Linked DNA regions of Mus musculus: regions 1 and 2 are each linked to region 3. A link is a loop called in an ENCODE intact Hi-C map of the cell type or tissue named here. Cell type or tissue: heart. All regions are shown on one strand. Links, peaks and the distances in the headings refer to the core of each region. The heading gives the core; the rest is flanking DNA. Region 1 overlaps Tmc2 (transmembrane channel-like gene family 2). Region 2 overlaps Snrpb (small nuclear ribonucleoprotein B). Region 3 has its middle 7.8 kb from the start of Gm39933.

Region 1 (10,937 bases), core at 1,833-9,832, 340 kb after region 3:
TTTTTCCACATTATGTCTCTATCATTTAGTACTCTCATATTTGATATGCAGGTTTTTCTATGTTGCTTCACAGCTGTCATAGCTAGTCAATAGCCAAATAATTGTCCACTGATGTGATGTGTCACAGTTGGCCAAACTGCTTATCAGTGCTTGTCAAATGTGTATGGGGCACCTGCAAATTAGGCCCTGGGGTACAGCAGGGAATTAGACACAGTCCTGTTCCAAACAGCTTCATGCTCAGGGTCAGGAAACAGACTCATTCAATACAACACACTGTGAAATATGCTTCAGTGGGGGCAAGTCGTAGGCAGTGAGTCAGAGCTCAGGGCATCTCAAATCCTCAGCTTGGGGAGTCTCAGCAGACACTGAAAAAGCATCAGGAAGAGTAGATGCCAACAGGGAATGGCAGGATAGTTGGAGAACACAGAGAAGGGAAAACTGGAGAGACAGATGAGTCTTCCTTACTCCTTCATCTCATTACTACCTCATTATTATTCTGCAGGATACAGAAAGGTCTTGGAAGGTTCTAAAAAGGCAAGTGATCAGCACTGGTCCATAATCCTTCTAGCCATTTTGGCTTCCTTAAGAAACTGCTCCACACTCCTAAGCCTTATATTTTACTCTGGGATATAGATATCACTTGACCTTCTCTGAAAGTAGCTGGCCAGTTCCAGAGGTCACTGCCTCAAAGGATTCCTCTAAGCTCCCCATGGTCTGATGAGGGTATGCCTCAGTCCCCAGAGACAGTTCCCACAGCTCATCTCACTTTGTTTTCTGACTGTTCTGCTCTGTTACTTACTAGATTATGAACTTCCTGAGAGAAAACCCTTTTGGGCACTCTTGTGTCACCACTGACTTGTCTGTACAGATTAGACCCTGAATTCTCAAAATGAATGGATGGATGGGTGGGTAAGTGGATGCTAACTTAGGGAGAAAACTTTATGGAAAGGATCAAGGGACTTTAGCCCATTGCACCCTCTGGTGGATTGAAAGCCTGAGAAGTTCTTTTCTGAGAAGACTGTCCAGTGATAAGGTGGAGGCCAGATAGCAGGGAGATAGTTTTACTTGTTCCCATGGAAACAGCTAAACTACCTCCAGTTCCATCCAACTTCAGATTGTCATTTTTTCTTCCAGCTTTCTAATGAGGAAAAAATCAAGAACATCACTCACTGGACCCTGTTTAACTATTACAATTCCTCAGGTGGGAATGAGAGTGTGCCCCGGCCACCACCACACCCTGCAGATGTGCCCAGAGGTTCTTGCTGGGAGACAGCTGTGGGCATTGTGAGTAGTTGTGCTCTCTGAAAAGGTGATCCTTGTTCTGTTTTTTGTTGTCCCTTTTTTGTCTTTCCATTTGGGAAATAATCCTGAAAACTCAAATGTCCATCAAGTAGGCATTTCCTAATCACCTTGGAAGGTCCAAGTTGAATATAGAGCAGGCTCTGTACTTCCTGGAACTTCACATGTATCTGCTGTCTTTAAACTTGTGATGAAGTTGTTGAGTGACAAGACTTTTCCTAAGGAGATGTGACACACATGGCTACTCACCCCAGATAGTGTGCTCAGAGCAGATCAAATATAAACACCACCAAAAGTCCAACTGGTGAACCAATGAGTTTTATGAAGGTCTCTTACAGGAGTGTCAGTGAGGGTTACTTACAGGAGCAGAAATGAGTCAAGTCAGGGGCATCACCAAGGCTCACCCTAGCATGGTTGACAGCTCATTAAAGCTGGGAACCTGGAGCCCACTACACAGCCTGTAAGCAGTTCAACAAGTTGAAGAAATCCTTTCCATTTGCTTCAGTTGGTGTAAGCCTCCTATGGGCAGCAGCTGGACTTGGGGTCTTCTTTGTAGCTCACCTCCTTTAAGAGTGACTCTGAACAGTCTTTATAGCTTTCCCTGGGAAGGAGAAGCCCAGTGAATTTGGTAGGTTTCAGGAACTTCCTGAACCTACTTTGAATTGTTTACCTTCTCATTTAAGAAACTTCATTGCTGGTTGGAATGTTTTGGTCTCCTAGGAAACTGCTACATACAGAGGCCTATCAGCTCCTTTCCATTAAAAAACAAACAAACAAACAAAAAACAAAAACCAACCAGTTCTTTATGCCCTATGTAAATGGAGAAAACCTTGTTCTTTTGTTTCTGCTATGTGGCTCTTTGGTTTATTTTCTCTATAAATCAAGAAAAATTATTGATTAGTAGGAAGTATTGGCCAAAGTAACTGATGGTCACATTCAGTCCTAGTGGGGACAATCAGGATATCAGAGCAGATGGGAAAAGCAAAAAATGAGCCCAGAGATTCTGGCAATGATAAGTATGGGGCACTGGTCAATGATAATAAAGCAGGCAATTTGCATACTTGACAGAAAGGCTTCCAATAACTCAGCAAACATGCTATTACTGACTACTCAAAGTTCAGATAGTATTCTGAAGTTATTTAATTAATTAGTGACTTATAGAGTGGAGGTTTAAATTACACTTTCTCCAAAGTCTGAGGTCCTCTCTCTGCCAGGAAGAAGCGGGCCACAGGGATGGATTCAGGTGAATGGGAGGGAGAATTATGTAGCTATGATTGTTTGAGGGAAGTGGGCAAGTTCCCAACTGGCCACTTCTATCTTCCCGTGTTCCTCCCTGCAGGAGTTTATGAGGCTCACCGTGTCTGACATGCTGGTAACATACCTCACCATCTTGGTCGGAGATTTCCTCCGAGCTTGTTTTGTCCGGTTCATGAATCACTGCTGGTGTTGGGACCTCGAGGCTGGTTTTGTAAGCTCTTCCTCCTATGTTCTTCACTAAGGTGCTAGCACCACCCTCTCTGATATTGCTACTCAGATACACTCTTGTGCATTTCATGTCTGAGGATGCTTAAAGCAAGTCACCATTCGGTGAAGTGTTTAATCATATTTACTTAAGAGTCCACTTTGCATTCACCAAAGCAACTCCAGCCTTTGCCACTGTGACCTTCATCCAGAAAATGGAGGCGTGGAGGCTGAGGAGATAGCTCAGTGGTTAAGAGCACTGGCTCTTCTTCCAGAGAACCAGGCTCCATTCATATCACCCACTTGGTAACTCACAACTACTCCAATTTTAAGATATCTAACACTCCGTTCTTGCCTCCCTGGGCATCAGGCACTTGTGTGGTACACAGATATACATGTGGGCAAAACACAATACACATAAAGCACTAAAATAAAAAGAGTTCTTAAATTTTTTTAAAAAGAAAATAGAAGCATTCAGCTTTGGGGAAAGCTTTTTTATATTTTTCAATGCAGAGCGGGCCAATGGAGAACTACCTGACTTCTATGAGAAAGGCCGAAATCTTAAGATACATAAACATTCTAGAAATCTCTGAACAACCACGAACCTGATGCCGTTTCCCTGACTTCTTCTAATTATGCTTTGAGAAGCCTCTCTGACTCTTATCGCCTCCCCGAGACCCCCTCTTCCCCACACTGCCTGGTGAAATGCTCATCTCAAGCACATGCCATTCTCTCACTATGGTGGCTTTCTATGAATTCCGGGAGCCTCAGGCTGGCCCAGTGAGGGCCACAACACCACACTGTTCTTCTCAGTAGTCAAGTTGGGAAAAGGACGTCTCCTTAACTGAGCGTCTGGCGAAAGACTCCACATCTTGATTACTTATGTAGCCCTCACCCTGGCCTGTAGCATGGTGCCTGACACCTATGGGCCACAGTACAGGCTTCTGGCATATGTTTTAAATAATACTATTCAACCCCTCGTCAGCACCAACAAACCCTGTGACTGTGCCTGAGAACAATAGTGAAAGAGTGGTGACCTAAAAAGTGATGACATCTTTGATAGGAAGACAGTGTTGCTGTCTTCAAATTAATTTCTAAGTTCCACAAGATTGCAAAGTTATAGGAAAATCTGCTCAAAAATAAGCATGTGAATGTATAGGAAAGCTCTTTAGAAAGAAACCATCCCTCTAATAGGGTATAATATGAAGCCAGGCTTGGCAGTTGGAAAGATGGTGGTTCAGTGGGTAAGAGCACTTGCTGCATACACAGGACCCACCCCATTCAGATTCCAGCGCCCATGTAGAAAGGCAGACAGGGTCACATGTACACTGTCACCCCAACACTGTGGATTGCTAGGGCTTGCTGACTGCCAGCCTAGCTTCAGCCTCCCTGAAAGCCCTTGTCTCAAAGGAATAAATATGCAACACATGGGTGTGCACATGTGTGCACACGCAAACATCACACTCGCGTATACATACATACAAAAGAAGAAGTCAGAAGATCGGGAACTTAAAGCTAGCTTGGGTTATATAGTGAGACCCTGTTCCAAACAGAGAGAGAATGATGACACTGTAATAACTAAAGCTGGCACTGGAATACACGTCCTTGCTAAAGCAGCAGAATGCAAAGCACAGACACTGATAGAAGCTATGGGGGAAGGCCATTTATCATAAAAATGTTGTTTCAAGTCAGTAAGGAAAAGCATTATCCAAAGATGAGCTGTAGGGGCTGGAAAGATAGCTCGCTGGTAAGAGCACTGGCTACTTTTCCAGAGGACCTGGGTTCCTGGGTTCAATTCCCAGAACCCACATGGTAGCTCACAGCTCTCTGTAACTCCAGTCCCAGGGGATCTGACACCTGCTTCTGGCTTCTGAGGGCATCAGGCCTACACATGTTGTACAGGCATACATGCAGGCAATATAAATAAATAAAATGCTTTTTAAATTACTTTTTCTAAATGAGCTGTAGATGGGGAGAGGACATCTTTCCCTTGGTTATAATCTTAAGTTGCATTTCTGATTAAAACTGATGAAATGTTTCCTTAGGAGCTGAATTCCTTTCCAAAACAGAGAGTCAGGCTTCAGCCTGAAGAGGTAGATACAATTTCAGGTTGTTGTTGTCGTCATCGTTGTCCTCAAAAGCTTCAGGTTTTTTGTTTGTTTTTTGTTTTGGGGGGGGTTTTGTTTTGTTTTGTTTTGTTTTTGTTTTTGTTTTGTTTTTTTGGTTTTTCGAGACAGGGTTTCTCTGTGTAGCCCTGGCTGTCCTAGAACTCACTTTGTAGATCAGGCTGGCCTCGAACTCAGAAATCTGCCTGCCTCTGCCTCCCAAGTGCTGGGATTAAAGGCGTGCACCACCACACCCAGCAGCTTCAGTTTTAATAACTTCAAAACTCTGGGGGCCAAGGAGCCGGCTTAGCAGTTAAGAGCTCTTGCAGGGAACCTGGGTTCAGTTTCCAGCCTATAAAGCTGCTAACAGTGTCCGTTCCAAGGGATCTGATGCCCTCTTGTGGTTTTTTAGGTCACTACACATATGTGGTACACAGACACAGACAAAACATCTATACCCATAAAATAAAAATTAATTAAAACTTCAAAACTTTTCTTTAAAAGTTTAAAACAAAGCCGGGCATGGTGGCGCATGCCTTTAATCCCAGCACTTGGGAGGCAGAGGCGGGCGGATTTCTGAGTTCGAGGCCAGCCTGGTCTACAAAGTGAGTTCCAGGACAGCCAAGGCTACACAGAGAAACCCTGTCTCGAAAAACAAAAACAAACAAACAAAAAAGTTTAAAACAAGGATGGTGATAGAGGTCATTTGGTGGAATACTTGCCCAGCATGCCAAAGGCCATGGGTTCAATCCCCAGCACTGCCTAAGCCAAGTATGGTAGCACACACCTATAATCCCAGCACTTGGGAGGTGTTGGCAAGAGAATCAGAAGTTCTAGCTATATAACAAGCTAGAGGGCATCCTGGGCTACATGAACCCTGTCTATAAACAAACAAACAAACGTATGTATGTCAAAAGCCTATTAAACAGAACCTATTGGGTATGATGCTTTAACCTCAGAGCTTGAGAAGTTGAGACCTAAGGCTCACCATAAGTTTGAGGCCAGCCTGAGCTACATAGTGAAACTATTGAAGATTAACAAACAAACAAACAAAAAAAGCAGGAAGAAAGAAACCCAAGGCAGGCATTTTGGGTGAGTTGTCTTGACTTGACAGGCTCCAGCTGGTGTCACCTAATGATCGCTTGCTCTCTCAGTCCCCCCTTCCCCTCTTGTCCTTCCTTTCTCTCCAGCCCTCATATGCCGAGTTTGATATTAGTGGAAATGTGTTGGGTTTGATCTTCAACCAAGGAATGATCTGGTGAGTTTCCTATTTCCCCTGAGGATCATATGATGGGGGAGTCAAAGAACTGGAGCATCCAACTTCTCTCGGTGAGCCGGGAGGGGCCAGCGAATCACCTCGCCTCTCTCAGCTCCTGCTTTCATCAGAAAGCCAAAGAGCAGGACAGGATGAGAAGCGGAAAAACTAAAGGTAACCAGTGTGTTGCAGAGAAAGTAGGAATGGAGAGAGAAGAGCGGGGGACGGGGTTGGGGGGCAACAGAAGGGCGGAGGAAATGGGGGAGAGGAAAGTGAGAGGGAAGGAAGGAGTTTCCTCCTCCGGAGGCTGCGCAGAGTCTGTAGGATTGTCTGTAAGCCACACCAGCCTGGTGGGGTGCTCCTGGAGGCCAGAGACCATGTGATCTGCCGATAGGAAGCAATGATAAAGTCCTAGCCAGGGTCCCAGCCAGGAGTGCTCAGAGTTATCTCCCTCTCTTGGGGACTGGATGGCTCCAGCCTGATGGCAAATATCTTGGCTAAACAGGAGGCCTCTGCTCTTGGGCCCTTCAGGAAAGTAACTTGACTGCACGCCCCTGATCCACCCATCCGTCCTATCACCTTCTATTAGCCCTCCCTCGCCTGCTACCAGGTCAACCAGGTATCCTGTCTCTGACCTTTCAGGATGGGCTCCTTCTATGCTCCAGGACTGGTGGGCATCAATGTCCTGCGCCTGTTGACCTCCATGTACTTCCAGTGCTGGGCAGTGATGAGCAGCAACGTTCCCCACGAACGTGTGTTTAAAGCCTCCAGATCCAACAACTTCTACATGGGCCTGCTGCTGTTGGTGCTCTTCCTCAGCCTCCTGCCTGTGGCCTACACCGTCATGTCTCTCCCACCCTCGTTTGACTGTGGCCCCTTCAGGTGTGCTCTTTGTTGCTGGGGACAGTTCTTCTCCTGAGGCAGTCTACCCACAGGTCCTGGGTCATGCCAGCCTGTGAGAGGCTCTGGGGCTTTAGGGGAACCACTAAAACCATCCAGTAAGTTTTCTGTAAGGAGGGAGATGCCCCATGTGGTAGCAGGCAGCTACTTGTGGCTATGGAATTCTCAAAATGAAGAACTGGGAAACCTAATTTCTCCTGTTTTTTCATTGTAATTAATTTTTATTTTAATAACCACAGGTGGCTGACTACCATATTAGATGGTACAAGTATAACCTTTTAATAGTAGATAGTCTGATATGATTGTCTTAGCACAGGATAAATCATAGAAGATAGTCTAACCTCCACCCAGATGTGAAACAGGAATAGTTTGTCTTGACTGAGACTCTCAACCGGGTCCCCACACTCTATAGAATTCTGCTAGTACTGAAGGTTGGTTATAAATGAAAGTTCTTTGGGAGATTGGATGTAGTTATATAAGGAAGTAGATTGAGCAATGATGTGTACCTACGATCTTTATAAATATTAGACCCACTGAAAACAAATCCCTCTACTTCAAAAAAAAAAAAAAAAGTTGTTCTAGGACTATAGGTATTTGGAGCATGTTATCTTGTACCAGGTGTCTCATTTAGAAATCCTCTCTGTGTCCTCCTTGAGAATTTTACAACAGCTTTCAAGGATAAACTAGTGTTCCCATCCTTGCTGAATACCTGTCACAGACCAGAAACAGGGTAAGGCAGGTGAGAAGAGCCTTGCATAATCTCAAATGCAGCTGTCCCCTCTAGCTGTGCATTCACCCACTCTAGGGCCAGCCCCGCATGCGTGTGAAGTGTGCTGTGCTGTGGGGAAGGCCAGTTGTCTCCTCTCCCGTTTAAGATGGGCTTGAGGTTGGCATATCTAGAGGAGGTATTCAGTGGAGTGTTCTGTCAGAGCAGGATCCAGCCACACAAGAGTCTGCACAGAGGAAAGAAGGTAGCAGTCAGGGTACAGAGCTGTGGGTGAGCAGAGATGCCAGAGTGAGGGAACAACAGCATGAAGGAAGATTCAGTTGGCTTCTTGGTAAGCACCTGGGTGCAGGTGCTCCCATCACTCTCTCTCAGTGCTCACCTGGGCCCAGGAAAGATGACTTCTTGGCCTTTGTTGTGCCTGTTCCTTTATGTGTCCCCTTTTGCCACATCTGCTTTCCTGGGTGTCCCTGGCAACCTCTGTCAGATCATAGGAAAAGAGACCTAACCTGAAACTCATAGGAGAAACATGGTTATAATCTCCACCAAGCTGAGCTAACAAAGGCCACTTCTCAGTGAGAGCTTTGCTAGAGTTCTCAGCTGAAATGCACCTGTGTTTGCATGCACGCGCGCACACACACACACACACACACACACACTTCTGTTTATATCCTATTTACCCATCATGTGTTCTTGTTTTGGGGTTTTTTTTTTTGGGGGGGGGGGTATTGTTGTTGTTGTTTGGTTTTGGTTTTTGTTTTTTTTTTGGTTTTTGGTTTTGTTGTTGTTGTTGTTGTTGTTTGGTTTTTCTTTGGTTTTTCCAGACAGGGTTTCTCTGTATAGCCCTGGCTGTCCTGGAACTTACTTTGTAGACCAGGCTGGCCTCGAACTCAGAAATCCGCCTGCCTCTGCCTCCTGAGTGCTGGGATTAAAGGCGTGTGCCACCATGCCCGGCTCCCATCATGTGTTCTTTTTTGGACATGATGGCCACTGGCAATAAGCCAGCACTCGGAAGGCTAAGGTGGAGAAGCTTGGGTTTAAATTCAAACCCTATCTCAAAAACAAACAGACAAACATGTTGTGCCTCTGCCTTGTTTATCTTATTACATTCTCCCAACGGACAGAAGGTCCATGAGGAGATGGTGTTTTCTTCCTTTCTCACCGTGTTATACTCAGTGTCTGGAAGAAAACAGCTGCCTTATGGTTAATGTTCAAAGTAGACGGCCGACTCACAGAAATTCAGTTGCACAGGGAAGAAGTTAGGGTTTGGACCACACTAAATGTCTCAGGATCCTGGCAGGCAACATGAATGTTTGTGATGATTATTAGCAGTGCATAGCATACAATCACAAATGAGATTTGGCGAGCTAAGCCCTTCGGAACAAATCCAAAAGACAATCTGGCTTTGTAAATAAAGCTTTATTGGAGCACAGCCATGTTGATGTGCTTTCATAAACTCCATGGGTACTTCTTCATTTCAGCAGTAGGACTGAGTAGCTGAAGTGGAAAACAGCCTACCTACACAGCTAAAAGTGGAATTATCTAGGTTTTTGCAGTAAAATTCAGCTAATTTAAAGAGTATATCTAAGAGCCAACTCTCTAACTGACCAGTTTTGAACTCTTCCCAGGTTCATTTCCTAAAGGACGGGAATGCTGGTGACGTTAAGTTCATAGGGTTGTTCTGAGGATCTAGTTTGATGTTATCTGTAAAGTACTTAAAGGACCATGTTGGTCTTTAGTAGGAATCTCAGTGACCCTGTTAAGCCAGAGCTCTGCCCAGGTCAAGGACAGTTGGTGGTCATCTCAGCCAGCTGTCACCATGAACAATATGGCCCATCACTATGAACTTTTCAGATCCTCATAAAAATCTGAAGATTTATTTGAAACCATATACCAATTTCAATTAAAAATTCATTCAAAATTTTAAAACACTCTATATCTTGCCACGGAATAAGTCTGTGGACACGGACTACATCTTGGCCAGTCTTTGATCTGTTTCCTCCAAAGCAGTTCATAGGTATTTGCTGTGTATATATCTAGGTATGTGACTCAGGGACACAGTAAGGTGGAGTTAGGAATGTTTGACTATGGGCTCTGGCTTTTCCTGCGGCCAGTGAACCAAGACTGTGGTTGTCTGCAGCAGACTTAGACCCATCTATGATAGCTGGAATTCTGAGGCATGCTGCTGCTGGTTTTTATGTGAACAACATGATGTGTTCATGCCTGTTCATTCTTCACTCATGAATTCCCTTATTTCTAAGAGAAGGGTAAAGGCAATCCTACAGCACATGGAATTTCAGGGAGAGCTGCAGTGTTGGTCACAGGAGAGACACGCTGCCCCACAATCATTCCCGTCCTTTAGGAAATGAACCTGGGCAGAGTTCAAAACTGGTCAGTTAGAGAGTTGGCTCTTAGATATACTCTTTAAATTAGCTGAATTTTACTGCAAAAACCTAGATAATTCCACTTTTAGCCCCAAAATCCTTTGTCTGTGTTTGCAGCTCAGGTCTGTTGTTTTCTTCTACTTGTGAGGGAGACCTGCTGGCTCTCATTTAATCCTTTCCCTCTCCCTCTCCCTCTCCCTCTCCCTCTCCCTCTCCCTCTCCCTCTCCCTCTCCCTCTCCCTCTCCCTCTCCCTCTCCCTCTCCCTCTCCCTCTCCCTCTCCCTCTCTCTCTCTTTCTGGATTTGTTGAAATTGCGCCAGCATTCTTTGCAATTGACCAGGAGGAAGACACAAAGGAAGAAAGGAGCCAAGGAGCCCCAAATAACCACATGGTTGCCAGGGAAGACAGAGGTAGTGATTTGGAGGTAGCCAAAGTTTTCTGAAAGTCTACTGTGTGACAGTCACTGATGAGGGATATAAGGTGCTTATAATACCCCCATCATGTGGGAGGCACTCTACTAATCATCAGCTAACTTTGTCTGTAAGGAACTTGATAGTGTATATTTTAAACTTTGCAAGTTTCTAGGCTGGAGCATAATTCGTTGCCTCTGAAACTAATGTTGAAATTCAGCTGCCATTATGTCAATTTGAGAAAAGCCTGACCTTTAGAAGGTGGTGAAACAATTAAATGGCAGTAGGGCCATCCTCTCATGACATTGGGCTAGCAATCATGATTGTGAGCGAGTTCTCACTCATAGTGTTGTATAATATTTAAACCCAATCCAGGGTTTCTACCCTGCCTTTAACCAC
Region 2 (10,937 bases), core at 2,020-10,019, 260 kb after region 3:
GCTAGTCCAATGGCGGTGGCGCGGTGGTGCATTTCCATCTACATTTGTGCCCAGGATGGCCAAAAGCAAGGAAAGCTGTGTGCTATCATTACTGTTGCTCTGCTTCGAACTGGGGTCCTAGTGCAGTGAAGCAGGAAAGCACAGCAGCTACCCAAAGCTGGAGTCAATGGGTATAGGATCAAAAATATAAAAGCAAAAAGATGGAAAACAGCTGCCCATAAAGGATTCTCAAGTGCTCCAGCATAGGCCTTGGATATGAGGAGCCAGCCTGCCCAGCACGGCACTAAAGCTCAGGACTGGGTACTGCCCAGGAAAGACTAGGGAGTCCTGAGCACTCACTCCACTTCTAGCTGACCTTGCAGATGTGCACAAGCAGAAAGTAGGGGCTAATGACGAGTAGTAAACTTCCTGCCAAAGAATGAAGGTATGCCTCAGCACACAGAGGACCATGATAAAGCCTGGGAGTTTCCCATTCAAGGCACTTACCAGCTAATACAGCAAGCTTCCGGGATGTACACATGGCTCTACAGAATAGGTCAAGAAAGTCACTAACAACAGAAACCCACAGCGGCATACACTGGGGAGACGGGAGCTTACTCCAGATTCACCGTTATATATTAGCCAAAAGTCTGGGTCAGGGGTGAGGAGGGAACCAACACAGAAGTAACAGAATATGGCACATGTCTAAAACAAAAACCTCAGAAACAAATTCCCCTTGAGGAAGTCCAGACATCAAGGCCACCCAAAATCTGCTGTCTTGAATATGTTCACCCAACTAAAAGACGACAGAAAGCTCACTCAGTGGAACATGAAGACCAAGAAGCATGAGCCTGTAACACCGATTCTAGGGCAGCAGCTCCCTGGGGTCTGTGGCCAGACTGGGAAAATGGCTGAGCTCCAGGTTCAGAGAGACCCTGACTGAAAGGCAAGATGAAGAATGGTTGAGGATCACACCCAAGCGTGGGCTTACACACACACACACACACACACACACACTCAGGTGCATGCCAGCTAATTTTGATATGCCTTGACTAGTTCAATGGCTAAGCACTTCTAAACCTCCCCAAAGCTAGCAAACACCCCCCTCTGGTATTCCTGAGTTAGCATCTTTTAAAATCTATATTTCCCCTCAGCTACCCCAGACCCTAGGGGCCACTTTCCCAGATTCTTACATGCCAGTGGGACTTTAAGTTTCATCTTTCTGCTTCCCCATCGTGGTGATTCTCTGTCTCTCCTCTCTCTTCCCTGGCCCACGAAATCTAAAAGTCCTGCCTCTGTCTCCCTGCCCAGCCATTGGCTGTACAGCAATTCTTTATTACCAATCAAAGCCAGCTGGGGGCAGGGTCCCTCAGGACTAGAGCGTGGCTTTGGGGACCAAACTAAGACAAAGCATTGAAACCAATTCCCAACTATTGTAATTCTGTTTATTTAATGTGAAATGGTGTTCACACAAAAATCTGTATGTGGATGCTTACAGCAGCTTTATTCATAATAACTCTCAACTAGAATAACAATTTACATGTCTGTCCTTCAAGTATTTAAGTATGTGGTAAGTACATAAACTACTTGTAGTGTACCCACACTGTGGAATACTACTCAGTCTTGAAAAGGAACTATTGACATCAATAACACCCGAAAGAATGCTATAGAATTATGTTAATTTTTATTTTAAAAGGTAGTCTTAGAGCTGAGGCTGTCATTTAGTTGACAGAGTACTTACCTAGCATGCACAAATCCCTGTGTCTCTAGCCCTGCATAAGCTGGATGTGGTGATACATGCTTGTAATCCTAGCATTTGGAAAATGGCAGCTACATGGTCATGGCTACATATCGAGTTCAAGGCCACCTGGAGGATTTGAGAGCCTACCTAAAACAATTCTAAAGGCTTTATGATACCATTTAAAACAGTCTTAAGATGAAAAAATAACAGGGATGGAAACAGATTCCAGTTGCCCAGCATCTATGACACAGTGGGAGGAGTGTGTGTGGCTATAGAGGAGGCTCCTAGGACTATTCTGTCATGACCACATCAAACAGAAATCTTAGCTGTAATATGGGCCTACAGCATTAAGATGTTACCACTGAGCCAAGCCATGTACAGGATACAGGGGATCTCCCTGTACTGTTTGGTTTGGTTTGGTTTGGTTTGGTTTGGTTTGGTTTGGTTTGGTTTGGTTTGGTTTGGTTTGGTTTGGTTTGAGCTACATGTGAATATACTGTCATTTCAAAACAACAATCTTACTTTTAAAAAGTAATTGGGATTTATTTTACTGCCCAGCATGATCTATCCTCAAGAATGTCCCATGTGTGTTTTTGAAGGACGTGTGTAGCACTGTGGTTTTGACTACAGTTTTGACAGATCAACACACTCATAATAACTGAAGTCTATGTCTGCTAAATCTAAAATCTTGAGCCACTAAAAGACTTGTGTATTGATTGCTGCCGATCGGTTTTCTGTTGCTCTGACAAAGATGCCCGAGATGATAACTTATATAGGCAAGCGTATAATTGAAGAGAGCCAGTAAATCCCACATCCTTTGCTAGGTCTCAAGAACACGTTAAAAGCTCAGGCTGTTTCCAAGCTGACATCATCCTTCCTTCTTACTTTCAAGACCTCACATTACTGAAGGAGGAGTAGCCAACTGGTATACCAAGAGACTCAAGGCTGCTCACAGCCTTATCGAGCTCTCTGGGCTAAAGAATGCATCCCTGCAGTAGAGCTGGATGAAGCTCCCTTTATCCCCAGTATATACAAGCATTTCTTTGGCTTTCATCTTCCAGCTCTTTGAGATTGCTGACTGGTCTATCTAGTTGTCCCAGCTAGTATGGAAACCTTAGGCTAGCTGTGACACGGGCTTCTCTAGTTTTATCTTACCAGCCTTGAACATGCCATGTGCTGTGTGTCCTGTTCTCCTCACAGCCGATGCTCAGTCTACAGAAGAGACCTCAGTTCTAGCCCAAGCCACCCTTCATTTTCATTGTTTTTACTAAAGTCAAACAGGAATCCTTAAATGGATGCTCCCCAGTCTAGTATGTGGAATGTAGGTCAATGCCCCCTCAAGTTGTTTTGCAGTCACAACCCAAGCAACTCACTGCAAAAATATCACCAGATGATGATGCTCTTGACCTGTGTATACTCATTTTTAAATCTGTCTAGAACTATTCATTAGTAAACTCCAACGCTGCTTCAATTTGTTTCAGAAGTTGAAGACATTTACTGCCCTAACCTCCAAAGCGCAGACATGCAGCACAGTGGGCTGCCCCGTGGTTATTTGCCCTGGTGACTGTGCCGCTGATGGAGGCTGAGAGCTGCTGTCAACACTTCACACACTAGACTAGGAGCAGGTCAAAATTTGAAATCCAAAGAGTCATTTTTACCAAACACACAGTTTTTATACAATAGAAAAAAAAAAAATTCCAAAGCTCCTAGGTCAATCTATTTTAAGATGAAAACCCTATATCTACCCAAAACTGAATCTCAGAATTGTCCCTATCCCAACTAAATACAAATGGAAACTCTGTTCTTCCATCTGCTAAGGTGAAAAGCCTTGAGTTTTTACTGTCCCTATTTTTTCTTCACCTCAATAATTCCAACCGCAAATTCTAATCACAGACAAGCAGACCCTGCTCACATCATCACCACCTCCACGGGGACCCATACCATCATCTTGCTAGGAATTTTGCAGGGACCTTGTCAATGGACCTTCCTGTGTCTCTCAGCCTCCCCAATCCCTTCTTAGGACACTCTATCTCACAGGTACCCATCCCACTCCCAGTGAAAGCAAGTGCCACTCTTGGTTCCCTGGCTCCTCTGACTTCAGCTGTGGTTCTCATTTTACTCCTGCATCAGCCATGTGTCCTCGGGACACAGGAGCTATGTGGTGATTCGTTAGTAAGAAATAGCACCAGCGAAGAGCGAAAGTGCAGATTTCTAGAGCAGCTATTATGTCTATGGCTGAGACAGTGTCCAAGGAAGGGCATATTCCCCTGTCCACCATCACCACCAAGCCTGAGAGCCAGGCCAGGCTGGACAAGGAGGCTGTGGCTCAGTATAGAAGCCACTGGGCATCTCATTATCAGAACTTGCTACACATCTGCCAGAGGAAAGCACTACTGAGGAACCTCCTCCCTCAGACCCCATGACACCACCCCCCCAAGTGTGCCAGAGGAAGCTGCCTAGTGCCAGTGCCCGCTGTGCATCACAAAAGCCCCTTTTCCTGCCAAGTTTTGGTGTCAGAGAAATCACCCAGGCTGCAAAGGGACAGTCTCTTCTGACAATGTCTCTCCAGCACCCTCTACTGACAAACCTAAACAACTGTCTTGAGAAGAAAAAAGGGGAGAGTGGATTTGGAGCTGACAGGAAACCTTCCAGCTGTTTTATACAGCAAGACCAGCACCTCTGTATTGAGTGAAAGCTCTCTAGCTTCCTACAGGCACCTGTTCATCTTGTTTCCAGTCGACTATAATGAAGCAGAACGGTATCCCAGACAGTCCATCTCCTCCAGTGATTACCATTACTCAGCATCGCTCATTTGCATATCCGTTCACTTTCCACTAAAATGCAGGCTCCTCCGGGACAGGAGCTTGTTCTGTTCTGTTCGTTCTTGTGGACCCAGCAGAGTTGCCTAGAAACGAATGGTGTCTAGCACACAGTAGGTGCTCAATAAATATACATGCACTGCTTTACATTAGGAGCACATAGCAAGAGCGGACAAATACCAGCCACTATCATCTGGACAGCAACACACTTCCCATGATGGCACTCCTCTTTAGATTGCCCCCAAGATCTCTTGGCTCTTCAATCCCTTTAGGGCTTATGTACACACAGAAATTTATTCATGTCAGAAATATGCAGCACTCAGGATGCTGAGACAGGAAGATGAGCTTGAGGCTACCCTGAAACCAACTCTCCCCACCCCACCCCACCCCCGCTCCCTCCCCTCCTCCTTCCTCCTCCCCCTCCCCTTCTCCCACTCCCTCCCCCCTACACACACACACAAGGGGAACCGGGACTCAGATCAAGAATAAAGCATCACCAGCCCCCTGCAAGTGCTGTGTCAAGTTATCCAGTCCGGCTCCTCCGTCACAGAAGTTAGTTCTTATACATTGTTCATATGTTTTGACTTTGAACTTTGACATTTGTTACTTGACAACTTGTAGAGAAGATTCAAACTGCCATGTGTTGCTGCAGACCCACGGTGTAAGATGCTCCACTGTACAAATATACAAGTTGTCTAATTTAATGTTGATATGTATTTAGGTAGTGTCCAATTTATGAATACGGCTTTGCATGTATTCTCATGTCTGTCTTTTTGAGACTATGTCAACATTTTTCTATCAGGCATATATTTTAGTATGAAAATGCTAAATCATAGAATATGTGTATGCTCAACTTTACTAAAAAATCCCCCACCTAAAACTGACTCTCAGTCTGTTAGTCCAACCCACTCTGTAAGTAAAGCTTAGAGCCCTTAGTAAGGAATTCTGGCAATGCACTTGTTTCTCTTTTGATGCCCAGCTAAACATTGGTTTATTAAACAGAAAGAAAGATATAACATACACAAGAGTAAACAACTCCATAGCTAAGTCTAAAGCTACAGATCTGACTCCTAAAGCAAGGGAAAAAGTGTTATAAGGAAAGTGGAGGGGAAAAAAAGACGAAGAGAGAAATGGAGACAGACACAAACTCCAAGTCCTGGCATCCAGGCCCACACTCGAGGTCCAAGTCTTCTTCACAGAGTGGTGCAATGCTGCCTCCTGGTGGATCTGGACTTTCCAAGTTCATCATTTTAAATGCATCTGATTCTCAAAACTTGGTAATGTACATATTTAAAAGGCTCCAAATGATATTCAGTGTAAATTTCCCCTTTCATTTTGTTCCTCTCAAAGCAGGCTCTTCCCATAAGCAACTCATTCCTGAGATAGATTACTGGTAGGTGCGCCTGGACTCAGCAATTTCCTTACTTCTAACACCAGACTTTAAATCAGAAATACTGCTAATAATTTGGAAAATCCAAAGAAAAGTATTTCCATATACTCTAAGTCATGACTACCTGATTTGTGGTTATTAAAAAGAAATCAAGAATATGAATTTCCCAAAGTGTTCCCACTCCTGGTCTACATTTTAATTATCAAGAAAGTTGATTAAAGTTAATTTCCTTGAAAGTGAGTCCATTTGCCCTGTTACATGTTAGACACAACTGACAGTTTACTAGGTCCTCCTTAGAGGACCAGTGGCAATCATTATAAAGACTCGTCAGCATAGGTGATTATCTCCGCAAACCTTTCCTCAACACAATCGATGACATTAACTTCACAGTGCAAAAGAGAAACAATACATATATAATTTTGCATACCAACTGCCATAGTAGACTTTTTCCTTGATAACTGCCAATTCTAAGGAGGACCTAGTAAACTGTCAGTTGTGTCTAACAATGTAACAGGGCAAATGGACTCACTTTCAAGGAAATTAACTTTAATCAACTTTCTTGATAATTAAAATGTTTACATCCTTTGACTCAAATTCCATTTAATTAGCTAAAGCCATCTCATTGTTAGTGAAAAAAAAATAAGTTAACTGTCCAGTCACAGAGAACTGGTTAATAGTGGTACTTCACTCATCATGTTTATATATAAAGATCTGAGATGTTTTTGACAGCGCAAGCCTGTAATTCCAGCTACTCGGGAATTGGCAAGTGGGGACTAAACTTAAGGTCTGTCTGAATTTAAGTAAATTTAAAGCTAAAGTGGGCAACTTAGACACCGTCTCAAAATAAAGAGGGCTGAGGACATGGCTTCGGCAGTAGAGCAATTACCAACCATGGCCAAGGTCTTCAGGTTCAATCTCCAAGACTGCAACAAAGAGAAGCTCTTTCTGGGCTGCTAAGATGGTTCAACAGGTAAAAGTGCTGGCCAGATGACCCTTTAAGACCAAGGAATGAAACAACCCCCACAAGTTGTTCTCTGACCTCCATGTGCACACCACGGTTCACACTTTCACATATACACACTACATTTAATTTTAAATAATTAAAGGCTAGGCTAAAGACACGGTGCAGCGTTAACAGCACTGGCTGCTCCTGCAAAGGAGTTAGGCTCTGTTCCTAACATCGACAGTGACTCACAAAGGGATATGGCACCTGGTCTGGCCTCTGGAGAAACTGGGCAGGGAGAGTATACTTAGTAACATACACCCGCCAAGATACTCCCACATAAATTATCTTAATATAACCTCTGGAGAAACTGGGCAGGGAGAGTATACTTAGGAACATACACCCGCCAAGATACTCCCACATAAATTATCTTAATATAAAAAAAAATATTTTTGAGTATATAAAAACACAACAAAAAGGAACGAACACCCAGAGAAGTGGCAAGCACTGGATGCTGGGACTCCATTTTCCTTCAAGTCACTGGTTTTGCAAATATTTTTCCCTTCATCCTTTGGTACACTAAATTTCACAATTCTGATGAAGTCCCTGGCAACTTTTGTTGTTGTTGTTGTTGCTTACGCTTTCAGTGTCAAACCTAAAAACCCACCATCATAAATAGTGAATAATGGTTTGTATTCCTTATACTCAGTCTATCTTTTTACCTTTTCTAGATTGTCGAGTGAGGAGAATGGAGTGCAGTAGAGGTCTGTGGTCATTCCTGTCTCAACATTACCTGTTTGAGATGCTTTTTTTAATTACCTTCAAGCTTACCTCCATAGTCCAGGGCGTCTCTCAATTCCCATCTCTATTCAGCCCATGCCTAGATGCAGCTATTGTACTCTACCACAGCTTTGACAGCTACCTAGACCTTAAACATCTTACTTTGAAAATTGTGGCTGTTCAAGACTCCCTGTGGTACACAAAATTAGCATGTTTCTTTTAACTATTCCACTAGACTTAGGAGAATCAAACTCACTTAAGTGGTATAACTCGCTTAATAATCATGTTCCAACCCATCTTTCCTCATTTCCTTTCACAATTTTTCATTTTCAGAAACCTTAGACCTCTTTGATGCCTATTCTTCTGGTTGCTATCTGTGATCACTAACCTTAGTTGTCAACTTGACTAAATTTACAATTAACTAAAAACTGGGTGCACCTGAGGCATTTTTTTTCTTAATAAAATCACTTGACCTGGGAAGACCCACTTTTAATCCAGATCTTTTGAGGTGGAAAGATCCATCTGTAATCTGGGCCTTCTGCTGACAACCTATATAAAGCACATGAAAAACAGAAACTTGCCCTTTGCCTTCTTACTCTTGCTGGCAAGAGAGCCACTTCCTTGGGATTGTGGTGAATACTGAAAACAGACATCCAGCCTTGTGGACTAAACTACTGGATTCTTGGACTTTCTATGGATAGACAGCCGTTGTTGGAGCAGTTGGACAACAGTCTATAAGCCAATCTAATAAACCCCTTCTATAATTCATTTTGTAAGCTCTGTTCTAGAGAACTCAATTCACTATCCCAACTATTAGTTTCCTTTCCAGACTGACACTGGTATAAACTTGTATCCATTTCTACCCTACAACTTTGCTCAATGTGTTCACTCACTGGCTGCCTATGGACTTGCACCTTCCTGGACACACAATCCTATCATCTGCAGTTCCTTACTCTCCTAGCCACACGTCTTCTTCCCACTGCCCTAACTACAGCTTCCAGCACCCAGTGAACAGCCACAGCAGCAGCTTCATGTTGGCTGTGCAGCCACTCCCCACCCTGACAGTGCAGGGAATCAAATCTAGCTTTGCACATATTGGACAAACATTCCATCATTAAGCCACATCCCCCAGCCTTAGCTGAGGGATTTTTATTATTCAGAATTTCCTTCTGTTCCCAGTTTGATCATGAAAGGATAATGGGACTGATCACTGACTCTTCACCCCTGCTAATGTGACTTCAGAACTACCACTGCATGCCAAGAAACCAAACACCTCCATGGTTCACCACTAGTCTTGATGCACTAAGTACCAAGACTTAATGCTGCTCACTATCTCTTCATCCAAACAAACTGGCAATCCCATTACAAACAAGTCTGGTTACAGTATATGCTGTGCGGCCCTGAGACAAAGTTAAACGGAAGCTACCCGCAACCCCTCAAGAGCATTTTCACTTTTAGTGTTTGTTTCATACCCAAGGGATGATATTTATTTCATCAAACTGATCTTTACATTTGGTAGGCAAAAAGCTTCATACTGATTCACCTTTTCTTAGTAATTTTTTTAGTCCCAACAGTAATATACTAGTGGGAAACAGCTAAAAGTAGGATTTAAATTTCCAAGGTAACCTTTTCTAACTATTAGGCACTCAGAAGACAAATGAATATATCAACTGTATGTATAACAGTCTCTTAGTTTATTATAAACCAGCTTCATAGGCCACAGAGAAAAAGGACTATGTACATACAGCCTTTTGGGAAGGAAACAGGCAAGGAGCTGAGGAGAACCAAGATGAGTCTAGGGCCTTGGAGGGCACATTTCCCAGGGAGGGAGCCCTGAAAGGGAAACCAGACAATCCAGGGAGACTCCATGAACTGCATAACAAACAAACAGGTCTGTGGTAACCTGACCCTGGGGAACAGGGTCCACATCGCCTCTGAGCTACTGACATAATGCTGTGTGAAGATCAAAGCAGACCTAAAGCAAGAGAAACAAGTTTTTAGTCAGTGCCTGATCTATAACTCAAGCCCCCAACTTCCCGACTCTGTAAGTAGCTATCAAGTGACTACAGGAACATAGAGAGCTATTTGGAGACATTCCTGAAGCTACGTCTAAAAAAACTACAAATGCAAAAATCAGAGACATAAAAGTAATAAAATTTGACCACTACTTATCTTAAGATCTACTATGAAGACTTCATAGAAAGAACACAGGGCTGGTAGTCAAGATGCCCTCTGGGCTTTCTTTTTTTGGGGGGAGGGGGTGAGAAAGTCTCACAACCTGGCTGACCTCAAAATCAGAGATCTATCTGCCTCCTGAGTCTTGGAATTAAAAGCATAGGCCACCATGACCAGCAAAAGAGATACTCCTAAATTAGTCAAGGGCATCAGACAGTCTCTACTGTGATCTCAGACACCTTCATCTGGGGTGAGCCATGAACACATCTCTGTTCTGGAAACAAAGCCAACCAGTTAAATGCTTACCTCTCCTCGATACTTTCAGGACATAGCTATCCTCCAAGAGCTCACTTCCCTGAATTTGAGGCCCCAAAATGGATGTGGTCTAAAGCAAACCTCCAGTTCCTGCCCTAGTAAATTCTAGGAAAAGCAGCCAAACTCAGTGTTTTAGGCACTTACCTCGCATGCCTGGAGGAGGAGGCCGCATGCCAGGAGGGGGCATGCCCATTGGAGTTCCTCGGCCAGGAGGGAGCCCCATTGGGGGACCCATGGGAGGCCGCATGCCAGGAGGTGGGCCCATCATACCTGGAAGAGAAGAGCTCAGGTGACCTTCTAAAAGATGGAAGGAAACATACAAAGCTGTCTACCAAGTCAGAAGGTCTAGTCCATCCTCTCAGCCTCACAAGCAAAATGGCCCTTGAGCCAGAGTGGAGTTCCTAATGGCTCTTGTCCAGCTAGTTCCCAGTTCAGTCAGCCAGGCTGGATCTCAGAGTAATCCTGCTTAATTACACAGACGCATCATCAGCTTCAGTCAAGGATCTATTTCATCATGAATCCAGCTAAGGCATTGTGTGACTAATTAGTGCTAGTGTCCTTTGATGACGATACTCACCTGGAGGAGGGGCTCCTCGGCCCATAGGTGGAGGAGGACCCCCACGACCAGGTGGGTACTGAGTTGGGGCTCCTGCAATACTGGCTGTGGCTGCAGCGGCAGCAGCTGCAACAGTGCCTCTTCCTTGTGGGGTCATCACCTAAGGAAATATAGAGGAATGAAAGCAATCTTCAGTGCAGCTTCCTACTCTTCTCCCAAACTGCACTGAGCATCATCAA
Region 3 (10,937 bases), core at 967-8,966:
GGTAGCAGCCACTATGAATTTGTAGGTAATGAATATGTACACTAGAGAAAGGGAAATAAATCTAAGCCAAATTAAAGGACTTTTGACCTTAAGTGAAATTTCTTTAAGTGCAGTAGTGTGCGGCACACAGAGATATTCCTTCCAATGTAAAGGGTAAATCAGTGCACCTGATCCCTTTTATTATTAAGAAAGAAGCACAATGATTTGTGGGCCTGTCTGGATTCTGGAGTCAGCACATTGCCCTCTTGGGTGTGTTACTCTGGCCTATGTACCAAGTGACTCTCAGAAAGCTGCTATCTTTGAATTGGGTCTAGAACAGGAGAAGGCTCCTGAACAGGTCCAGGCTGCCAATAGGCTTCTCTTCTACTTGGGCCATATAATCCATCAGACCCAATGTACCTGAGGTATTTGTAATAGCTGAGGATACTTTTGGAGCCTTTATCCGTCCCCTGGTGATAAATCACAAAGAAGACCATTGGGATTTTGGAGCAAGGATCTACCACCATCTGCAAACAAATTATTCTCCTTTTGAGAGACAGCTCTTGGCCAGCTATTGGGCCTTAGTGGAAACTGAATTATGACAACGGGGCCACCAAGTTACCATGTGACCTGAGCTACCCATCATGAGTATTATATAACCCACCAAGCCAGAAAGTAGTATGTGAACATCAGAAATCCATTATCAAATGAAAATTGTATATATGTGATCAGACCTGAGCAGGTCCCGAAGGCACAAGGAAGTTATGTAAAGAGGTTGCCCAAATGCCTTTGGTTTCAACTCCTACTAAGATGTCATCTGCTCCTAAGCATACACATATAGCCTCATGGGGTATGTCCTAGGATACTGAGGAAGAGAACACTAAACCCTGCTTTACTGGTGGTTCACACTATGCAGGCACTACCAAGAAGTAGACAGCTACAGCATTACCATCCTTTTCTCAAATGACTTTGAAAGACACCGGTAAAGGGAAAGTGCCCTTCATGGTGGGTAGAACTTCAGGCAGTGTACATGGTCATATAATTTTGCTTGTAAGCATGACTTTGTTACTGTTCTATTGCTGTGAAGGGACATCATGACCAAGGCAATTCTTATGAAGGAAAATATTTAATTGAAGGCTTGCTCACTGTTTCGTAGGTTTAGTTCATTGTCATCATGGCAGAGAGTATGGCAGAATGAGGCTGATGCTGACCCAGTACCAGAGAATTACATCCAGATCCCTAGGCAAAGAGAGAGAGAGATAACCTAGACCTGGCATGGAGTTTTGAAACCTTAAAGCTGACCCCTAGGATCACACATCCCCCAACAAGGCCACACCTCCCAATCCTTCTAATTCTTTCAAATAGTGTCACTTCCTGGTGACTAAGCATTTAAGTATATGAGCCTATGGTAGCCAATCTTATTCAAACCATCATAAAGGAGAAATGGCTAGATATGCATTTGTTTGCTGAATAATGAATAATTTGTTTGCTGTAGCCAATGGACTGGGTTAATAGTCAAGAACTTGGAAAGAGAATGATTGGAAATTTTGGTGAGAAAGACATTTGGAGAATTATTTGGATACATTTCTTCAAATTTCTGAAGAATTTAAAGACATTTTTGTCCCATATAAATGCTCATTAAAAGGTAACTTCAACAGAGGAGTTCAATAATCAAGTAGATAGGGTGGCTCATTCTCTGAACAGTCAGCCTCTTTCCCCAGTCATTCCTGTCATTGCCCAAAGGTCCCATGAACAAAGTGGTCATGGTGGCAGAGATAGAGATTAAGTATGGGCTTTACAACACGGACTTCCCCTCACTAAAGCTGACCTGGCTATAGTTGCTGCTAAGTGCTAAATCTACCAGCAGTGGAGACCAACGCTGAGCCCCCATTATGGCACCATTCTCAGGAATGACTAGCCAGTGACCCAGTGGCAGGTTGACTATGTTGAACCACATTATGGAAGAAAAACCTGTCACTTTCCTGAAATAGATGTTTGCTATGATTATGGATTTGCCTTTCTTGATCATAATGCTTTTGCCAGACTTCCATCTGTGGGCTTTATTCACCCCCATGGTATTCCATACATCATTGCATATCAGGGAACTCACTTCAGAGCCATTAAAGTGCAATGGTGGAGTCATGCTCATGGAATCCATAGGGCTTACCAGGTTCTCCATAATGAAGCAGTTTGCTTGATAATATAGTGGCATGGCCTTTTGAAGACACAGTTACAGTGCCAGTTAGGTGGCAGTAGCCTGGAGGGCAGGGTTGGGGTTCTCCAGAGTGCAATATATGGAGTGTCTATAGCCAGGCTTAATGGGGGCAGGAACCAAGGGTGGAAATGGGAATTATCCCACTCACAATCCCTAATGACCCCCAGGAAAAGTTTTGCTTCCTGTTCCAATGATCTTAAGTTCTGCTGGCCTAGAAATTTTGGTTTCAGACTGGGGAGCTCTCCTGCCAGGAAATATGACAAATATTCCATTGAACTGGAAGCTCAGACTTCCTTCTGGCTACTTTGGGCTCCTGATGCCTTTAAACCAACAGGATAAAAAAAGAAATAACACTGTTAGGGGGAGCAATTGATCCAGACTTCCAAGAAAAAAATTGAGTTGGTTCTTCACAGTAGAGGTAAGGAAGAGTGTGTCTTGAGTACTCAGGGCATCTCTTGTTGTTAAGATGTCTTGCCACTAAAGTCAATGGGAAACTACTCAGCCTAATCCAGGCTAGATGACAAAGGTCCCAGACTCTTCAAGAATGAAGGTATGTCTCACTCCTTCAGGAAAAGAACCAAGACCTGCTGATGTACTTGCTGAAGATGAAAGAAATACATGCAGATGAAGGATAATAGAGAAAGGTGGTTATAAATACCAGCTAAGGTGATATGACCAGTTTGTAATAAGCATTGTTTCTGTCCTGCTTTGCTAAGGATGTGTTTGTGCATATACACATATATTAAGGAAATACTGTATTTTCTTTACTCATTTTTCTCATGTCATGGAACATCAATTGAAATAATATCTGTGGCTATTATCATGTCTAAGTTATAGGACACTAAAATACTAACTATTCATTGAAGAACATTATATATTCCTTGAAGAAATATATAATGCATTTACGATTGTGAAAAGGTGAAAGTCCTGAGTGCATGTATGTTGTTGATATGAGCATGTTCTGTCAAGTACCCCGATGCCTCGGATCCATGGGGATGGCAAAGCCTGGCCTGGATCAAATTCAGAGGAATGGCAAAGCCTTCCCCTGGTCCAACTCTGGATGCTGACAAATGGCTAACCATTAGCTAAACCAGGGTGTACAGAAATTATCAACTGCAGCTTCCTCCTCCTCAAGATTGCAACTTGAGACTGCACCTCTATAGAGGCTTCCAACCAAGATTAGCTAACCCACCTCTATACAATACCTTTATGTTGTATAGAATAAATGTACTGTGTTGAATATAATCTGTGTACTGAGTTTCAGGGCTGCTGCTGCTGCAGTTGCATCAGGGCACACCCCCCTCAATCCCAGCCTTTTCTGTATGTATATATGTTGTCTTTTCATTCGCTGTCACCTCAGTCAGACCAATTCCTTAGCCATGCATGTTGTGCCATATGTGGGGTGGTTATATCCTGTTCCATGAAATTATGATCTGGTTATTGTTTTCATTTGTAAATTAAGGATGACATAAAGAAGTGACTGTGTCAAATTGAAAACGGATGGATTTGTGATGGCTAATCTTGGTTGTCAACATGACTACATCCGGAATCAACTAAAACTCAAGCAGCTGGGTGCCTATCAGGGATTTTCATGATTGGATCATTTGAGATGGGAAGATCCACCCTAAGTCTGGGCCACATCGTATGGAAGAAGGAAGCTTTTACTTCCTGCCTGCTTGCTCTTATTCCTGTTGGCAAGTTCATTTGTCCTATTGCTCAGGAATTCCTTTGCTGGTACTATAACCTGCTTCTTCAGGATTCCAATGTAGATTGAAGACCAGCAGCTCTTAGGAATCCTTTGGGACTCTAGACCCAGACTGGGACTGACTCTGTGTGTGTGTGTGTGTGTACGCACGCGTGCGCGCATGTACATGCATACGTGTGTCTAATATATGGGGATATTCTGGAAAGCCAAGAAGTGTAAAAGTTTCAGCCAAACACATTTTCCAGGGCTGTCCAGGATGATGTGAGTGCCCGATGGGACTGTTTATCAAATGCAGGGGCCATGGCCACAGAGATGGCTATCTTCTCATCTTTAAAGGTCAAATAGTTCCCATTTTCAGTCTTCAGCAGAGTCATTTCCTGTTGTGAGTAACTGGGGTCCCATTTACTTAATAGCCTGGGAGTTAATGTGGCTTGTCATATCGGCGGTTCCATCCCCCTACCTACTTTTTAAAGTTGCTATTTTTGCTTCTCTGTCTGCTCTGTGGTTACCCTTGGCAGTAACAGCATTTTCCCTTTTGTAACTTGCAGGGAGACAGATAATTTTAGCCACATTATCAGCAGTAGCAGCAGGGAGTGGAGATATCCCTGTCTATCCAAAGACCTGGTCCGGAACCATCAGTATATATTTTAGGGTTTTTTTTTATTTTAATTTCCCCTTTTTTCATTGTTGAGTCACATATTCCTCCCATATCTGTATAGCAATGGTGTATCTCCCCCATATACTCATCTTAAGTATTGTATCACACACAGCCTGAGGTCCCTAGTGACTTCCCATATCATAGGATGCACATTGGTTAGAATCTAATCTCTGGAGACTACAGGACCTTTCTGATCAAAAGGACAGGCAATTTATCAGAGGTGTCTCATTGTCCCCTGAGTCCTGGGTCACCATGAATCTCAAAGACAAAGGTATTGAATGTCCTCTCAGACCCTGTTATCCTCTTTGCTGTAGACTTTCAAGCTTTGCTGAACACTCGGAAGAACAGCATCACCAGCCTTATGCTTTAAACTCTGTATGTATAACATTCAGTGAATAGGAAACAAAACAATCCGCAGAATTTAAAGAAGTCTTGGTTTGTTTTGGCTCAGTTTTCCCAAGTGGCCAAAGTTTAACAAAGCTAATATCTGTTACCATGACCGGATCATTATAACTTTAAGAATTTTAATAAACCTTAAACATTAAACATCTATCATTCTTAAATCCTGTACTCTATAAACCTTGTATAATTTACTTAAACCTTTTATGACTTAGCTTAAGCTTTTGTGGTTTTGTTCTCATCTTTATCTTTGTTGTTGTTGTTGTTGTTTTGTACACTAAGGGCAGTTAAGGAAGTCATTGCCCAGGCCAATATAACTTTAAAGCTCCCCTTTAAATAGGCTTTCGGGAGAGAAAAGGAGGTGGGGGGAGAGAGAGAGAGAAAAAGAGAGAGACAGAGAGAAAGACAGAGAGAGACAGAGACAGAGAGAGAGAGAGAGAGAACGAACTAGAGAAAGCCATATTTTGTCATCCATCTACATAGGAGCATTGATGAGGAAGGCCTGCACCGACTGTGACAACTTTGAGCGTTCTGTTGGCTCTTTCCTTTTTAATGACTCCTTAGTAATCATCCACCCCAGATGGTGGACAGCCTATCTTACAGAAGGCCCAGAATGTTGTGTGAGACAGTTTGATTCGACCTTACATTTCCCCAACGTCTTTTCTTGACATTCGTCTAAGAGTGTGGGGTTATTCTGTTGTCCTCTCATTAGGTCCCAGTAGGTGGCACTCACACATAAGAGGGAAAAGAGAAGGGTGAGGACTATTTGGGTAGGGCTTCATTTGCTTCATCCTGGAGCCTCTTGGCATATGGCAGGTTCATATAAACCCGAACTTGGATCTGAATTCTCCGGGAGGGAAAAAGTTCCCCCCAGATCAGATACTGCCATTCAGTTTATTCAGACACACATAACCATATGACTACAATCTCTTGCCTACTGCCTAGAAGTCACTGGAGAGCCGTGTTTTCCCGGATAAATTTACACAGCTCAAGGACTCTTAGAAGGTAATCAACCAATTGTCCTTTCCATCCAAAGAAATGCTAACCAGATATCCAAAACCAATTGAACCGAGTTTCTTCTTCTAGTCTAATGGGAGAGGTTCCCTGACCTACTTCCTGGGGCTGGGCTCCATTCCACTTTTAGAGATGTCCCTAGACCCCAGAATGGCCAATCTCCGACATGTTCAGTGGTCCGTTGGTGCCAGGCAAGTCTCTGTTCTTGTGCCCAGGGAAGCCAGCACCCCAGTGCAGGGGAGATGAAGCCGGCACCCCAGGGTGGGAGATGAAAGCACTCTTGCATTTCCTAGCTAGTGCAACAGAAAGGCTGAGACCAAGGAGAGACACCCAAGGGTGGAAGCCAGGAAGCAGTTTATTGTATCCATATAACAGGCTCAAGGGACATCAGTTCAAAACACTAAGCCCCAAGTTCAGCTATACAGAGCATTTTTACACCCCCAACCTTATCTTTTGAGCAACCCAAAGTGACATACATTTTGATTGACCATGCTCAGTAACCCAAAGTGACACACATTTTGATTGACTGTACTCAGCTTTGTCTTAGTTACTTTCCTCTACCACCATGGATTCTATTCATCTGGAACCACAAACCAAATAAACTCTTCTATAAGTTGCTTTTTATTACAGTAATTTAAAAACTTAACTCAGGCAGCAGGGTAAAATTGTTGTGAAGATAGTCACTATGTTAAGTCATGGTACACAGGTACTACAAGAACTCAAAACTCACTGATATGAATCTCAAAGTTATGAAATTGAGATAATTTAAAATACTAGAGACAAATAAATGATCAGCATTTGTGGGGCTGCAGTTGCTGCCCCACTGAAGGCTTGCCTCCAGTAATGCCCTGTCTCCACTGTGAAGGCAATATCATGGCAGCCTCCCAAAGCCCAGTGTCAGCACTTGTAAATGCAGTGTAACTTTCACAAATCAAGGAGAGAGTATTAAATGAAGCTCTCCACAATGTCAAAGTTTTGAACTTGTATGAGTGTATCTTGGAGTAACACTGTTTCCTATAGGATGACTGCGCTATAACCTATTTCCCAAGTATCCTATTATCTGGACATTGGGTTTGTGATAGTCTTGGGCTGCCATCAGAGAGTATTGCTGGCTGAGTAACTGAACCTTCGACTATTCCTGTGTATCCCTGTGCAGATCAGCCCTGTCTCCACCCAGGTCATACTGGATTATGTTACAACGTTTGCTACTTTTCTTCTTATTGTGAACAAAAACTTAACAACTTCAGGAGGGAAAGGTTTCTTTTGGCTTACAGTTTGAGAGTACAGTCCATCATACAGGGGCAGTCTGGCGGCAGAAGCAGAAGGCAGCTGGCTCTATTATCTCATGAACAGAGAAGCCAGGAAGTGGGGCCAGACTATGAATCCTCAAGGACCCCACCCCATGACTAACTCCCTTCAGTCAAGCTCTTCTCTTCCTCTACCAAGGCTCTCTCTCCTAAAGCTTTCATTACCTTCCAAAACAGTACCACCGGCTGCAGACCAAGTCTTCAAACACAGGACAGGAGTATTTCTCCTTCAAACCATAAGCCTATTTGAGGACATAGAACTCATTGAACCAGACCACTTGGTTGGTAAAGGCACTTGATGTCAAGCCTGATGGTCTGAGTTCAGTCACCAAGGCCCATAAGGTAGAAGGACACAAGTGACTCTATCTCGACATGAGCACCATTGCACGCTCGAGCACACACACACACACACACACACACACACACACACACACACACACACATATGCTTGAGCACCTGAAGGGAATAGATACAATGTCAAAAAGACTGTGTTTGCTAACTTTTTGTTTTTATCTCAGTAGAGTCACCTTTTAAGAACACTACTGGAGCCAGGCTGTGGTAGTGCATGCCTTTAATCCCCTTGAATCCCAGCGTGGGAGGCAGAGGCAAGTGGATCTCTGCTTGAGAACAGCCTGGTCTACAGAGGAACGCTGTCTCAATAAACAAAACAAAAAAAACCTCTACTGGAAATTGAGAAACAAACCCAACAGCAGCAGCAGCAGCAGCAACAACAACAACAACAAAAATCCAACTGGGAGAAACCCCAACTGACTGAAGTAGTCAATACAGTGTAAAACAGCCTATGTAAATTTAGTCTTATTAAACATTTATAAAAGACTGCCAAGTCACAGATTCTAGACCTACAAAAATTTCCCAGGAGATGGAACTTGTACCAGTATCTCCTAACCAAAGCCCACCAGGAACACGGTCCGTGTAGCTGAAGGCAGTTTTGCTAACCATGATACCACCAAAACCTCTTTACCTGACATTGAAGGAGTTGTTCATATTAGAAGAAAGTGAACACCAGGAGAGAACTGCGTGGTGCCTTCACTTAGTGGTGTTAGTGGCACTACTGAGTTTGAGTTTGGTTGGGTGGATTGAAAGGGTCTATGGAATCTAGGCTTGCTGTAGATTGGATGTCCACGAGAACCTCGATAAATCCAAATCTATAGCAAATTGGAACCGAGATAACATTGAAACTTGTAACAGAAGTAGCAGTCATTAATTCTCCCAGGTAGGGGAGATATTTGGTATTTTGTGAGTGACAAGATTCTGTCTGTCTGTCTGTCTGTCTGTGCCTTAGCCAAAACTATAAATAGGCTTGTTCTGTTTCTTTGTCCCCAAAGCAGGCTTTCCCACAGATGGACTTCTATAATGCTCTTTTTGTGCAAGATGAGAACAGCATGGCCCAGCTGTGGAGGGCCAGCTTCTGAGTGGCAGGATCACCCCCTCGTCTGTTAGTTTCCAATAACATGGAAGCAAGAAAATTAATGACAGAAGCCAAAGTAACTCAGCCTACAAAATCTTTATTATGAAATAAATAGAATTGGATAGTGTAATGTGGCATAACAATTGATCAAAGAAAGCATTAAATGTACTAATAACATTGGCTCTAGAAAAGACTTCAAGTAGTTCATCACTATATAATTCTAACTCAAAGTATTGGATTCTAGTTTGGGAGGGTATGTAATTTGCTAATGTCGTTGGAGAACAATTCAGCCATATCCACAAATATTGAAACTGCATTTATTGTCTGTTGTGGTGGTTCACTCCTTTAATCTCATCATTGTAGAGGCAGAGGCAGGAAGATCTCTATGAGTCCAAAGCCAGCGGATTCTACATAGCACATTCCAGGCTAGCCAGGGCTACACAGTAAGATCTTGTCTCAAAACAGCAAAAAACCCTGCATCTGTCTTTTGACAAAGTAATTTTAGTTTTGAAAAATTATTCTAAAAAGAAAATTGCATATGCACACCCCCAAACACCCACAAAATGGCACAACATATAATAGTAGTACTAGGTCCACATGTAATAACAAGAGTTGGGAGACATTAAATACTCTGTAGGATATCTATAAAACTAAGTGGCCTTAACAGTCAGTATTTCCGCAGTGTCAGGGTTCGGTCCACCTATTACACTATTGCACATCCACTGACAGAGTAAAGTCATGAGTGGTCCGGGAAGCAGCAGATTGTCTTCCTTAAGCCCGGTCCAGGGTGTTGGCAGGGCCGGCATAAGGGTTTCCTGGGCTTCTCCAACTCACAAGCAAGGACAAGGTGCTGGATCACTCATCACTATGGCAACAGGAGACTTCCCGGCACTGACAAGAGATGTGAACTAGGACTGTGCAGCTTCGGGTCGATTCAATCTGGAATTGGCAGAGCCCAGGAAGAGTCGCTGCCCCATCAAGACTTTTTGTCGTTAGTAGGATTATGATAAAGCCGGGAGCCTTCCCAGGAACAGTAAACAGAATATCAAACCCGGCGCGTGCTCGACCCTGCGGGCCGCGGACCTTGCCTCTTTCGGCGCCACTCTAGCATCACCATGGCAACCCCAGGACTAAGCCAAGTTTCTCTGCCTCTTTAAGAGAACAGACTGCTACCCAAGAGCGCCTTCCCGCGCCTGTAGGGAGCTTGTATCACCATGGCAACTCAAAGGCATCTCAGCCGGCTTTACTGACCCTTCGAGGGTCCTGGTCATGGCCCCACCTCTTCCGGCTCCTCACGCATCCTTCACCATGGCAACTGAGGCTTGGGTTCACCATAGCTTGCTGAGGAGGGAGGGATGTGCGAAAGGCTGCGGGTGTGGGGAAATACTTGCGTCCAGGAGAGGGGTGAAGGAGGTGTTAGTGGCTGGCGCGTTTCCTCCCCTGGTTAGGGTGGCTCACGCAGGTGGCGATGGCTTCAGCTTCGGTGTGCGGAGGGCATAGAACATGAGTGCATCTCGCGAAGGGCAGAGAGCAGTAGCTCAAAAGCACAGCATTCTGCCCTGGGTTCTGGGCTGCAATCCTGGCTCCTTGAGATCAACATTAGATCTCTATGGTATTCCGAGTCCACTCACTCTCAGTCTGTTTTTGTTCCCCTGCTCTTGGCAACCTAGTGTGTGATTAAGGGTATGGTCTCTGGGCTCAGGCTTTATCCGAAAGAAACGACAATGATAGTAATATCTTAAGGCTACTTTGAGTATTAAGCAAGGAAATGGGACAGAGTATATACTTCCTGGGCTTAGTTTCTGGTGCATGACTCAGTAAATGTTTGTTGCTTCTAGATTCCTGTAAACAAGTCACTTAGCCCCTCTGCACTTAAAGTTAACCTTGCCTCTTTGAAAAATAAGGCCAATAGTACCTCTAACACAATTAGGACAGTATTATAAAGTCCCCAGAACAACAGTAGGCACGCAGTAAATGCTATTTAAGTTCTGCATTATTACACTTTGTGCTGGTTAGTTTATGTCGAGTTGACACAAGCTAGAGTCACTGGAAAGGGGGGAACTTCAATTAAGAAAATGCCTCCATAAGATCCCGCTGTAAGGCATTTTCTTGGTGGTTTTTGGAGGAGGCTCCAGCCCATGGTGAGTAGGTAGCTACCATCCCTGGCCAGGTGGTCCTGGATTCTATATAGATCACAGGGCCCCCAATGGAGGAGCTAGAGAAAGTACCCA

Evidence for each region. A loop is a pair of places that touch in the nucleus more often than their neighbours do. Peaks named below come from ENCODE experiments on the same cell type or tissue, not always from the same donor. Only the 100,000 strongest peaks of a DNase experiment are listed, where the experiment ranks them.
Region 1: a loop joins it to region 3, with 3.0 times the contacts of the local background. A loop is called at or near these places in 18 of 42 quality-filtered maps.
Region 2: it touches region 3 in a loop (8-fold over the local background); 13 of 42 quality-filtered maps call a loop at or near these places.

Annotation. Positions count from the first base shown.
Region 1 is chr2:130,241,860-130,252,796 of GRCm38, forward strand. It overlaps Tmc2 (transmembrane channel-like gene family 2), which reads left to right. Exons shown (of 20, transcript NM_138655.1): 13 at 1,135-1,284; 14 at 2,639-2,767; 15 at 6,056-6,123; 16 at 6,763-7,002. Among named protein-coding and RNA genes, the nearest start is that of Nop56, 27 kb to the right of the region's middle. In heart, for the core only: a CTCF peak has its summit at 5,283 (motif pointing left); no DNase peak of the experiment used is centred there.
Region 2 is chr2:130,162,317-130,173,253 of GRCm38, forward strand. It overlaps Snrpb (small nuclear ribonucleoprotein B), which reads right to left. Exons shown (of 7, transcript NM_009225.2): 5 at 10,720-10,858; 6 at 10,287-10,412; 7 at 9,320-9,627. The coding sequence ends at 9,617. Among named protein-coding and RNA genes, the nearest start is that of Snrpb, 12 kb to the right of the region's middle. In heart, for the core only: CTCF peaks have their summits at 4,305 (motif pointing left) and 5,753 (motif pointing left); no DNase peak of the experiment used is centred there.
Region 3 is chr2:129,899,302-129,910,238 of GRCm38, forward strand. No RefSeq gene overlaps it. Among named protein-coding and RNA genes, the nearest start is that of Gm39933, 7.8 kb to the left of the region's middle. In heart, for the core only: a CTCF peak has its summit at 5,667 (motif pointing right); no DNase peak of the experiment used is centred there; H3K27ac peaks cover 1,597 bases.